Regions from separate parts of the Homo sapiens genome. Here region 2 is linked to region 1. Evidence: chromatin contacts called from ENCODE Hi-C data. All regions are on one chromosome and are shown on one strand. Each heading gives the region's core, a stretch centred on a gene start or an enhancer-like site at or near the end of the contact. The rest is flanking DNA. Distances are from core to core; before and after follow the strand shown.

The links. Hi-C counts contacts between places; a loop is a spot of excess contacts on that map. Pooled maps may share reads with other maps.
Region 2: a pooled map shows a loop between it and region 1 (6-fold over the local background). The contact joins the enhancer-like site here to the promoter of TBC1D25 in region 1. A Hi-C loop is called at or near these places in 2 of 50 pooled maps.

Annotation. Positions count from the first base shown.
Region 1 is chrX:48,536,048-48,542,027 of GRCh38, reverse strand. It overlaps TBC1D25 (TBC1 domain family member 25), which reads right to left and starts at 2,314. Exons shown (of 6, transcript NM_002536.4): 1 at 2,108-2,314; 2 at 586-695. The coding sequence starts at 2,230. RefSeq lists enhancers at 1,659-2,159, 2,160-2,660 and a silencer at 2,154-2,373.
Region 2 is chrX:52,987,592-52,993,982 of GRCh38, reverse strand. It overlaps a transcript of FAM156A not described here. Among named protein-coding and RNA genes, the nearest start is that of FAM156A, 32 kb to the right of the region's middle. RefSeq lists an enhancer at 3,733-4,312. Within about 2 kb of position 3,787, at least 9 of the 41 ENCODE cell types and tissues checked have a DNase peak (open chromatin) inside an H3K27ac peak, as active enhancers do.

The sequences.
Region 1 (5,980 bases), core at 1,065-3,564:
AGAAATAAAAAGGAAAATGCATTTAACACATTTATCCTACCAAACATCACAGGTTAGCCTAGCCTACCTTAAACGTGCTCAGAACGCTCACATTAGCCTACAGTTGGGAAAATCATCTAACACAGAGTCTGTTTTACAACAGTGTTGAATATTTCATGTAATTTATTGAACACTGTACTGAAAGTGAAAAGCAGAATCGCTGGGCACTTGCAGTACAGTTTCTACCAAATGCGTATCGCTTTTGCACCATTGTAAAGTTGAAAAATCCTAAGTCCAGTTATTGTAAGTTGGGGACTGTCTGTAAACTGTAATAAAAGTAATATGAATGTGGTCTCTCTCTCTCTCTCAAAATATCTTATTGTATGTAATATTTGCAGACTGAGGTTGACCATGGGTAACTGAAACTGCAGAAAGCAAAACCACAGACAAAAGTAGACTACTGTGCTCCAAGACATGCATACGTGGCTGTTCACTGTGGGATTATTTGTAGTAGTAAAATAAACAAAAACCCTACCAAACAAAGGCCAGATAGCCACTGTAGAGGTCGGTGGCCCACTGGCCAGTCCCCAGCATCTTCCCACTCACCCACTCAAATCAAAGGCTCGGATGAGGATGTGCTGCAACACGTCGAGCGAGGTGATCTGGGGATCTACAGCAAAAGAGCGGAACTCTGGCGGCAAGAAGCTCTCACATTTCTGGGGAGAGAAGACATGGGGTAGGCCACCAGGGGCCCCATCACCATGCTGAAGAGTGAGGTGCAGAGTGGTAGAAGGCAAAGTCAGAGAGGTGCCAGGGGCCAGATCAAGGCAGGTGTTCTGGACCACAGGGTCCAGTGAGGAGGAGGCTACTGCAAGAGTTCAGGCCCCCAATCCTTCTTCTATATCCCTTCAACTATGGTTGCCAGAATCACCGTGTCCAGTCTGGCTCCTGTTAAATCAGTCCTCTATGGTGCTGTAACCAATCTAACACATCTACCTACAACACTCCCCTGCTTCAATCTCTTCAATGGCAACCCTAGAGTCCCAGCAAGCGGGCCTATGGGGCCCCAGCCAGCCTCTCACCAGGTTTTTTGAACTTTACACTCTAGTAGTACCAAACTGTTAGAAGTTACCTTGAAACCATCCTGACTCCAGGCCATTGATTGTGCTGATCCCCTGTCTGGAACATCCCTCCCACTTTCTTCACGTGGTTCACGCCCAGCTCAGGCATCATCTTTTTTCTGAATGTCAAACTTCTACCTTAGAGCTCTATTACACTGAAGTGATGTGTGGACCCTCTTATCACTGCCAGTGCCACTGGTTGGTCGGAGCCACCATCATTGTTTACTGGAACTATGGCAACAGCGTTCTTCCTCAGCATACACACCAAAGGCCCTTGGCGATCTGTCTCTGTCTTAGCGCTCTGATTCACCTCCTACCACTCTTCCCCTCATTCTCTCCACTCCAGCAATCAGGAACCTACGGGAACATGCCAGGCTCATTCCCATCCTCTAGTCTTTGCCCTTGCTATTCCTTCTGCCTAGAATACTCTTCCCTTCTAATATGCACATGGCTGACTCCTTTTATTCGGGTCTCTGCTCCTTCAATACCTCCTCTGGGGATTTCCCTGTACAACCTTGGCTAACGTGACTCCCTATTTCATAACCTTTTTCATTATTTTAGTGTCCGAAGCATCTCATTTCTTTAGTTGTCTCCACCCACGAGCCTGTCAGCTCATCAAAGTGGGAACTTGCACATAAGTGCACTCTCAACACATGGGTTGACTGACTCCAGAGCCAGCACCTTCTCATTCCTCAGAGCCCCACCCTCAACTACTGCGGCCCCTCCTCCAGCCCCATAGCCCCTCCCCTTTGTCTATAAGCTCCACCCATTCATCCCATAGACCCCCGCCTCGTCCCTCTATTTTCAGTCCCACGCCCCAAGGTACGTCGCTAACGCTCTCAGGCTCTCAGGCCCTCCCTACCCCTCGCCATCATCACTTGGCCCTCAAGCTTCGCCGCTCAGGTTATGTCCGAAATCTCAGGTCCCGCCCTCCATCCTATGACAGCCACCGCCTCCCCCTCCCCTGGGATGCCTCGGCGGCTGGGCCGACTCACCGCCAGCCTCACCTTGACTCGGACCCGCACCACCTCTCGCTCCTCCTCCTCAGCGGCCGCCGCCGCCTGAGCTCCCACACCGGGCGGGGGCGCTCCGGAGCCAGACAAGTCCGAGGCCCCGGAGGCTGTTGCCATCCCGCCGCCGCCCGTCTCAGGGTGACGGCTGACCGTTGCCCCCCACCCCGGCGCACACTCTACTGTACTGACGCCCGCCGCCCCACCTCGTGCCGGGGCGCAGGCGCAGAGGGCGCCGCGCGACCCTACCCCCCACCGTCCCTCCCACCTGGCCCTGCCTGGAGGTCGCCTCTGCGCCTGCGCCTAGAGTGCTGTTGCCAGGAGCCCCGCCCCCAAAAGTCGGGCATTTTGCTCTATTTCAGCTAGCGTGCAGACGCCTACTGAGGCCCCGCCTCCCCCAGCCCCGTGGTTTGGTTGTTTTGACAGCATACTTCCGGATTCACGGAGGTGTTAAACTGACGCCTCGTTCGCCAAGAGAAGGGGGCGGGGAAAGGAAGAGGCTGCGTGATGACGTCAGGCCCACACCCCGCCTCAAGTTGCCTCACGCCTCTGCTGGCAGATGATGTCATCTATTTCAAATACCAGTGGCCCTCGCTTCAAATGAATCCACTGAACAGAAAAAAATCCTTTTTTTTTTTATTTTTTTAGGCAGGGTCTCGCTCTGTCATCCAGGTTGGAGTGCAATGGCGCGATCACAGCTCACTGTAGCCTCAAAGTGAGCTATGATCAAGCGATCCTCCTGCCTCAGCCTCCCAAGAGCTGGGACTACAGGCGCGTGCTACCACGCCCAGCCAATTTTTGTATATCTTGTATAAACAGGGTTTAGCTGTGTTGCCCAGGCTAGTCTCGAACTCCTGACCTCAAGTGATCCACCCGTCTCGGCCTCTCAAAGTGTTGGGATTACAGGTGTGAGCCACAGCCCTCGGGTAAAGTGTTTTTAAAAATATACTCAGCAGGGTGCAGTGGCTCACGCCTTATAATCTCAGCACTTTGGGAGGCCGAGGCGGGCTGATCGCTTGAGCCCAGGAGTTCTAGACCAGCCTGGGCAACACAGCGAGACCCCGTCTCTAACAAAAAATTAAACAATTAGCTGGACGTGGTGGCGCACACCTGCAGTCCCAGCTACTCGGGAGGCTGAAGCGGCAGGATGGCTGAGCCCAGGAAGTCAAGGCTGCAGTGAGCGGTGATCACACCACTGCCCTAACCTGCACCACAGAGCAAGGCCCTGTTTCAAAAAAAATTAATAATTTATACCCTGACTTAGTAAGGTCAGATAAAACAGGAAAATGGTTTACACATTGTGAAAATTCATGGAGATTTTGTACACTGATGATTTTTGTACTTCCTGTATGAATGTTATACTTCATTAAATAATTTGCCCCCAAAAAACACTATTATGCTCTCTGGAGTTCTAGCTTTTTAGTTTGCCTTTGTCTGAAACTTGACGAGATCATACTTTCCCAAGTTTACACATCTAGGAGGCAAATTTCCAGGTAATTCAACTCCAGGAAGGACACTAATGCTTCTAATTGAAACCCAGGAAGAAGTTAACAATCAAGCCTTCAGAAGGCAGAAAGCGAGACAGACCCAGGGAGCTCAGCAGCATATCTCTAAAGCTCTGCCATTATTGAACCAGCTCAAAGGATCCCCGGTCTTTGTGTCCCTTTTCCAAGTTTCACATTCTCAGATCTTGGGGAATCACTGAATCACTGGAAAAGCCCTCTGTCCAGCTTGGTCTAGAGATTTCTTTGAAACCTGACTAAAATGTTGGTACTGACTGCCAGGGACCAGTTGAAAGAGAAGTGGCCAGGCTCAACTACGAACCAATCAATGGGGCCCAAATGATACCATCTATAAAAGATCAGCTTTTTGGGGTCCCAGAGCAGGGTGGATAATGGATCCGGAAGAGCAAATGGGGAATGCCCAGCAGAGCATGCAAAAGGCTCAGCAATGTGCTGAGCACATAGTTAGTGATCAAAACAATGAATGGAAGAAGCCAAGAATAAATGAAGAAAAATTTTAAAAAATAAACTGAGTCAGGCACAGTGGCTCACACTTGTAATCCCAGCACTTTGGGAGGCCGAAGTGGGAAGATCGCTTGAGCCGGGGAGTTTGAGACCAGCCTGGGCAACATAGGAAGACCCTGTCCCTACAAAATTAAAAAAAAAAAATTAGCTGGGTCTGATGGTGCGCACCTGTGCTCCTAGCTATTCGGGAGGCTGAGGTGGGAGGATTACTTGAGCCTGGGAGGTCCAGGCTGCAATGGAGTTGTGATCACGCCACTACACTCCAGCCTGGGTGACAGAGTGAGAACCTGATTAAAAAAAAAAAAAAGCCCACAAAACTTTGCTTTTGTCTTACCTAATCTTCATAACATGTTAAGGTTGGTCCTGTTCTTAAATGGTGTATGTCTACTAGATATTGGCTGAATTATTGAATATATCTTAGACTCTTCTGAGAAACTTTATATGTGGCAAAATGCAAAAAGGCAGTCTTCCCACTTAATTGCACAACATCCGTGCGGTTTGGACAAAATACAGGCTGCACTTACAAATGTTATTTCTGGCCGGGCACAGTGGCTCACGCCTGTAATCCCAGCACTTTAGGAGGCCGAGGCGGGCGGATTACGAGGTCAGGAGATGGAGACCATCCTGGCTAACACGGTGAAACCCCGTCTCTACCAAAAATACAAAATAATTAGCCAGGCGTGGTGGCGGGCGCCTGTAGTCCCAGCTACTCGGGAGGCTGAGGCAGGAGAATGGTGTGAACCTGGGAGGCGGAGCTTGCAGTGAGCCGCCACTGCACTCCAGCCTGCACTCCAACCTGGGCAACAGAGCGAGACTCCGTCTCAAAAAAAAAAAGTAAACAAAAAACAAAAACAAATGTTATTTCCAACAAAGGAGTCTTGTAAGATACTAGCACTCCAACTATTGTGTCCGTGTCATATGGACGCAACCCTCAAGGTTAACTTTTTAGGTAAGTCTGCAATTCTATTTTGGTGTCTTTTAAGACAACATGTTGCCTTGGTATTAACATTAAATAGATATCTCTATTTTTAGAAGGTATAAATAATGGGGATTTTCTCTGAAAGCCAGAAAAGGATTATTGGCATGTCTCTCTTGCCCCATGTGTTTAGAGTCAAAATCACTTATAGCACTGCTGGATTTTCTGATGGAAACAAGGAGTAAGAGCCTGCTTTTCATTTATCATAGGGTGGGATGTGCAAACCATTAGCCTGGAGTTTGGAATCGATCCTAAGGACACTGGGGCAAAGGTTTAGACAGGGGTATGATGTGGTCAGATGCCTCTGTCTTGGTCCTGGGGAGAGCTTTGGATGGAAAGATACTGGAAGCAAGGAGATCAAAAAGGAGGTCCTTGCCATAGTCCTGGGGAGAACTTTCTTTTTTGTTTATTCATTCTTCCATTCAACAAATATAAAGTATATGCTAGGCAGTCTACATAAATTAATTCTTATAATCTGCATAAAAACCCTATGAGGTAGTATCTTAGTCCATTTTTCTGTTGCTATAATCAAATACCCAAGACTGGGTAATTTATAAAGAAATTTGAGAGGCTGAGGTGGGAGGATTGCTTTGAGGCCAGTTCAAAACAGCCTCAGCAACATAGCAAGACCCTGTCTCTACAAAAAAATTTAAAAATTAGCTGAGCATGGCAGTATGCCTGTAGTACTAGCTACTTAGGAGGCTGAGGCAGGAGGATTGCTTATGCTCAGAAGTTTGAGGCTGCAGTGAGCTGTGATCATGCCACTACACTCTAGTCTGGGTGACAGAGTGAGACCCTGTCTCTAAAAACAACAACAACAACAACACCCCCCCCCCACCAAAAAAAAAAAAGAAAGAAAAGAAATTT
Region 2 (6,391 bases), core at 2,538-5,037, 4.5 Mb before region 1:
GAACCTCAGTATGTATCATAATCAGTAAAATGGGGCCAATATCCATCTTGGAGGGCATCTGTGCATCTTAGCAATGTGTGTAAAGGGCCCCACTCCAGCCATCCTTCAACAAGAATTTCCTGAGCGTCTGCTGTATATTTGAGTACTGTTCTAGGTTCTGCAGATACAACAGAGACCAAAACCAACAACATCCCTGATAGCATAGAGTTGGTCAGTAAATATATAGCACATCACAGTGTGGTAAGTGCTACGTAGAAAGTTAAGACAGTGGCTGACGCAGTGGCTCATGCCTGTAATCCCAGCACTTTGGTAGGCCGAGGCGGGCAGATCACCTGGGGTTGGGAGTTCGAAACCAGCCTGGCCAACATGATGAAACCCCGTCTCTACTGAAAATACAAAAATTAGCCAGGCGTGGTGGCAGACACCTATAATCCCAGCTACTTGGGAGGCTGAGGCATGAGAATTGCTTGAACCCGGGAGGCGGAGTTTGCAGTGAGCCAAAATCGCGCCACTGCACTCCAGCCTGGGTGACAGAGTGAGATTTTGTCTCAAAAAAAAAAAAAAAAAAAAAAAAGAAAGTTAAGACAGGGTCAGGTAAATGGGTAAGTGGGCAGGATGTTATTTTATTCAGGGTGTGTGGGGAAGGCATCCCTGGAGAGGTGATGACTGAGCAGAGACCTGGAGGCAGTGAGGAGCAGGCCTTGCAATTACCTGAGGGAAGAGCATTCCAGGCAGAAGGAACAGCAAGTGCAACAGCCCTGGAGCAGGGGAAGCACCTGGTGGGTCTGGGATCTCAAGGATGTGTGATGGTAAAGAAAGGCTCATCCAAGGTTTTGACATGTGGCACTCATTGACAGGTGCCTGGTGTCCCCATCTCTATTTCTCCCACAACCTGAGAGGGAGATGGGGTTCTCCCATGTCACAGATGAAGGACCTGAGGCTCAGAGAAGTGCCCTGAGCCTGCTCTCCTGCTCACACCTGAAATTCCTAAAAGAGGGATGACCTCCTATTGTGCCACGGGAGACACAGGGCTTGAGCCCACAGCTGGAGGGAAGGTGCCATCCACACTGAAAGTCAGCCAGCCAGCCAGTAGAAATTATTTATGATAATACAGGAACCATGGCCAGCATGACATTTCTACTTCCAGTGGGAAGGCAGGACTTTAGGAATGAGAAAGGAACTGGGATGGAAGAGAGAGGCAGAAGGGGAAGGTGGGGGACAGTGAGGAAAAACACACTGATTGAGAAGGGACCCTGGGGACTTCTGGGATGGTGATCGACCTTGAACTATATGGTTGTTACATGAACGTGCAGCTTATTGCTTGTCATTAAAACATACACTTAACGTTTTATACACTCTCAGGCAAAAAAAAAAAAAAAGACTCACAAGTGAAGCAGAGTGCTGTGGGAAGTGGGAGTCGCGTGAGTGTCCCTGACTCCTGCACACAGGCTCGCAGTGCCCTGGCCTGCTGGTGTGGACCACACAGCATAGGCGGCCTCCTTCCTGCAGAACCTCCCCTGGGCTCCAGGTCTTGCCTTCTATCCTGGAGGCTCCAGAGGCTCCCTCAGGCCTGTTTGTGGAGATTGTCTGGTGGGAAATCCTCTATCCTGTGCTCCTGACGCCAGCCATGGAGCAGGAACACCACCTCTCAGGGGATAGACAGGATCTGCCCATTTTGTCCTCAGATGTTGGGGTCCATCTCCCCTCAGGCCTCATTTACACCCACAATAGCCCAGGACATGTGGGCTTTGGGGCCTGGCAGGCTTCATAGAAGCCTGGAACCCCAAGCCCTGGTGGTGTGACTTTGGGCAAGTCACCTGTCCTTGACCAGCCTCAGTTCCCCATTCATAAAGGAGGCTAATGCCCGCCAAGCAGGGTAGGTGCAGGTTTTGGGGAAAACATGTGTACTGCCCTCCTCCCGAGCCCATGTTAGATGGGTCTAGTAGTTGAGGCAGGGTAGGAGCAGGGGCTGGAGTGACATTGGCAGGGACTAAATTGCCCCGGATCAGACGGTGGGCAAGTGGCTTCAGCTCTCTCTGCCTCCCTTTGCTCGTCTGTCATCAGGGTACTAACTTTCCCTCCTCACAGGGTTATGTGAAGGAGAGGTGAGACAACTGGTCAGTCACCGAGAGCAGTGCCGGGCACAGGGCAAGGCTGAGTACAGGCCCACTGTCATCTCCCTGGCTGGAATAGGTTCTAGCAATAATGACATGGATGTGTTTGGGGGGCCACTATTCTGCCTACCACTTACCCTCTTCCTTGGCAAGCCTTGATGGTAACTGTCATTGTCCCCATACTGGGGCCACAGAGGTAGACAGATGGACCTTAGCCTCCAAGAGAGTGAGTGCCCACCCTGTAGAGGAGAACAGCATGTCGCAGGCAGTTCACAGAGTGATGCCTTTTATATCACTATTGTGATGGTTAGTTTTAGGTGTCTGCTTGATGGGGTTAAGAAAAACCCAAATAGCTGGCAAACCATTATCTCTGGGTGTGTCTGTGAGGGTGTTTCTGGCCTTTGAATCAGTGAACCGATGGAGGAAGATTGGCGTGGGTGGGCATTGTCCGATCCCTCGAGGGCACAGGTACAACAAGAAGGCGGAGGAAAGGGGAATTTGCTGTCTTCTGGAGTTGGGACACCCCGTCTTCTCCTGCCTTTGGACATAAGAACTCCGGGTTTTCAAGCCTTCAGACTCCATGAATTATGCCTCTGGCTCTGCTGGTTCTCAGGCCTTTGGACTCAAACTGAATCACACCATCCACCTCCCTGGCTCTCCAGCTTGCAGATGGAGATGGCAGGACTTCTCAGCCCCCACAGTCACATGAGCCAATTCCCATAACAAGTCCCCTCTTTGGTTCTGTTTCTTGGGAGAACCCTGACTAATACAACCATTCATACCAATACTATCGGTATTCACCTCACCGTGATTCTGTACCAGACACTGGCTGACCACCTAACATGAATCATGCTTTTCTCACCCAACTCCGTGACTGTCAACTCTACTTCTATCACCCATTCACAGGTGAGGGCCTTCTGTATTCTCATCAGCCCCAGCTCCGAGCACAGTCCTTTGCCGAGGCCTTCCTGGTCCTCCTCTTCCTCCTCCTCCTTCTGACCAGGGCCAGCATCTTTTCTTTTCTTTTCTTTTCTTTTCTTTTCTTTTCTTTTCTTTTCTTTTCTTTTCTTTCTTTTCTTTTCTTTTCTTGACAGTCTCACTCTATCGCCCACTCTGGAGTGCAGTGGAGCGATCTCGGCTCACTGCAACCTGCACCTCCCAGGTTCAAGCGATTCTCCTGCCTCAGTCTCCAGAGTAGCTGGGATTACAGGTGCACGCCAACATGCATGGCTAATTTTTGTATTTTTAGTAGAGATGGGGTTTTGCCATGATGGCCGGGCTGGACTTGAACTCCTGACCTCAAGTGATCCACCCGCCTTGGCCTCCCAAAATGCTGGGATTACAGGCATGAGCCACCGTACCTGGCCAGAGCTAGCATCTTAGTCTCACAGTGGCCCCTGCTCATTCTGTCCTCAGCCCTCAGCCCTGCTGTCACCCACCCACATCCTACAACCCCTCCACTTCCTCTTCTCCGTGTCTGTTGTCCAGGGTGGGACCAAGTCCAAACCTGAGCTTCCTGCTAAGTCAAAGTGACCTTTTCCTTTCAGTCAGGGAAGCCTGACTGAAGCCTGTGGTCCCACGGTGAGGTCTTGGTGTCTCCAGGCACAGTGCAGCCACGTTGCAGTGATATCCACCTTTGCCAGCAGGGGGCATCTCATCTCCAAGACCGGGAAAGCCTCAGAGAAGACAGAGGAACAGTCTTAAACATTCACTCCTGGTGGGGTCAGAGGCCTCAGGGTGCATGAGCTCCAGGCTGGGTGTCTCTTGGAGCCTCCCTCTCTGCATGTGGACAGGTAGGGGCAGCCTAGGGCCAGGTTTTAGTGCTGTTGGGGTCATCTGCAGATGGCTTTTCACTCCTTCCTACTTCTTCTCCTTGTACCAGAAGCTCATTTCCATGGCTAAAGGAAAATTCTCATATAATTTTGTCTTCCTTTTCTTATTTAATGATTGCATTATATGCTTTCTTCTACAAGATGCACTGGCTCTGAGGCAGGTCAGGCTATAGGTTGGCGAGTCCTGAGGGCACCAGCCTGGATCCTGAAGATACTGGGGGCAGGCTCCAACAGAGCCTGGGGCTCAGGAAAAGGCCACCAACCCCCCAGCCAGATCCTGGCCAGCTGCCGGCTCCGCCTCCACCCTGTCCTCTCCCAGGGCCTGAACTCTGGGTCTAGAAGCTCCAGGCCTGGTGGTTTGGGGAGACAGGGACCAGGAGGATCCCTCAGAAGAGGAGGCAGCAGACAATCTCCATACAGCTTGAGGGGGTGCACAGCTGTGGGGTGAGGCACGGCCCACCCAGCACAGGCCCACTGACCTGCTGTGCAGCTGCAGGCCCAGCTGCTGCCCTCTACGACACTCAGTCTCCTCACCTGCGCAGTGAGCATCATTATACCCCCAACATGCAGGGGATGCTCATGAATGGAGGGGAGCTGAGGCGTTAATAAAGCAGATTTGGCCCAAGAGGAGGAGGAGTGGGTCAGGGTTGGTGGGGAAGGACAGATGCGGCCACCTCAGGGACAGCCAGGGGCTGCCTTCCTGGAAGTGCTCAGGACAGTCAGGCGAGGGAAGTTCTGAGGTTGTGAGCAGAACCATGGTCTGGGGACCAGGTGAGATTTTCTCTATAGTGTTCTGGGGTGGCCACCTGCTTTGTCACTGTTCCTTCCTGTTGTCGTCATCTCTGCCTATGGGTGCCCCGAGACGAGCCCAGTGAGCTCACTGTGAGTTACTGCGACCCACATGCAGTCATTAGAGCCATGCGTCATCATCACAACAGCCACCAGGTTAACACTTGGGTAATTTATCCAAATAATGACTCACCTGTTCTGACCTGATTTGGATTATATGCCATCATTTATTGTAGCCATAGTTTATTCAGTCATTCTCCTATTGGATCGTTAATTAGTGTTTGATTTACTTTTTGACCATCCAGACCTGTGATGAGAATTCTTGTACATGCAATGATGTTCATAGAGTAACCCTACTTGTAATAGCTAAAAACTGGAAACAACCCAACTACACACCAATAAGAAGTTGCATAAATAAATTCTGCCAGATTCACACTATGAATTACTGCACAGCTATGAGAAGGAATGAGCTAGACCATACAGAGACATAACATTAGGTGACTGAAGCCAGATATAAAAGAGGATATGCTATGTGATTCCCTTTCTACATGGCTCAAAAGCAAATAACAATAGTGTTTAGGCATACATATGTCTGTATTATAACAGTTTTACAGAAAGCAAGGATTCTAACCTGTCTGGTGGGCAAATTTTCTTAATTTTTGAAATTATACAGTAAAATGGACACTTGAGGTATAGTTCTGTGAATTTGAACACCTGTATAGATAGATATAACCACCATCACAGTCAGTATCCAGAACATATGCATCACCCCAAAGAACTTCCTGGGTTCCTTGTGCTGCCCTTGTATAGTCACTTCCTTCTCCCACCCCTAAGCGCTGGCACCCACGGATCTGTTCTCTTATCACTATACTATTGTCTTTTCCAGGATATCATAGAAATGGAATAATACAGCCTGTAGTCTTTTGAGACTGGCTTCTTCACTCAGCATAGTCTCTTTTCTTTTCTTTTCCTTTCTTTTCTTTTCTTTTCTTTTTTTTTTTTGAGACAGAGTCTTGCTCTGTTGCCCAGGCTGGAGTGCAGTGGCGTGATCTCGGCTCACTGCAACCTCCATCTCCCGGGTTCAAGCGATTCTATTCTCCTGCCTCAGCCTCCTGAGTAGCTGGGATTACAGGCACGCACCACCATGCCTTGCCAATATTTGTATTTTTAGTAGAGACGGGGTTTCACCATGTTGGCCAGGGTTGTCTCGAACTTCTGATCCGCCCGCCTCGGCCTCCCAAAGTGCTGGGATTATAGGCATGAGCCACTGCGCTCGACCCCTTGAGTTTCATTCAAATCGTTGAATATATCAATAGTTCCTTCTTTTTTTCTGAATAATATTCCATTGTATGTGTGTAGCAGATCTTGTTTATCCATGCACCCATTGAAGGACATTTGGGTCATTTCTAGTTTGGTACAATTATGAATAGAGCTGCCATAAACATTTGTGCATGGATTTTTGTGTAAACATAAATTTTCCTTCTTCTAGGATAAATATCCTGGATGTCCAATGTTTCCAACACCATTTGTTGAAAAGACTGTTCTCTTTCTGTTGAACTATCCACAAAAATAAGGCAAATAGATTTTTTTTTTTTTTTTTGAGACAGGGTCTTACTCTCTCACCCAGGCTAGAGTGCAGTGCCACAATCACGGTTT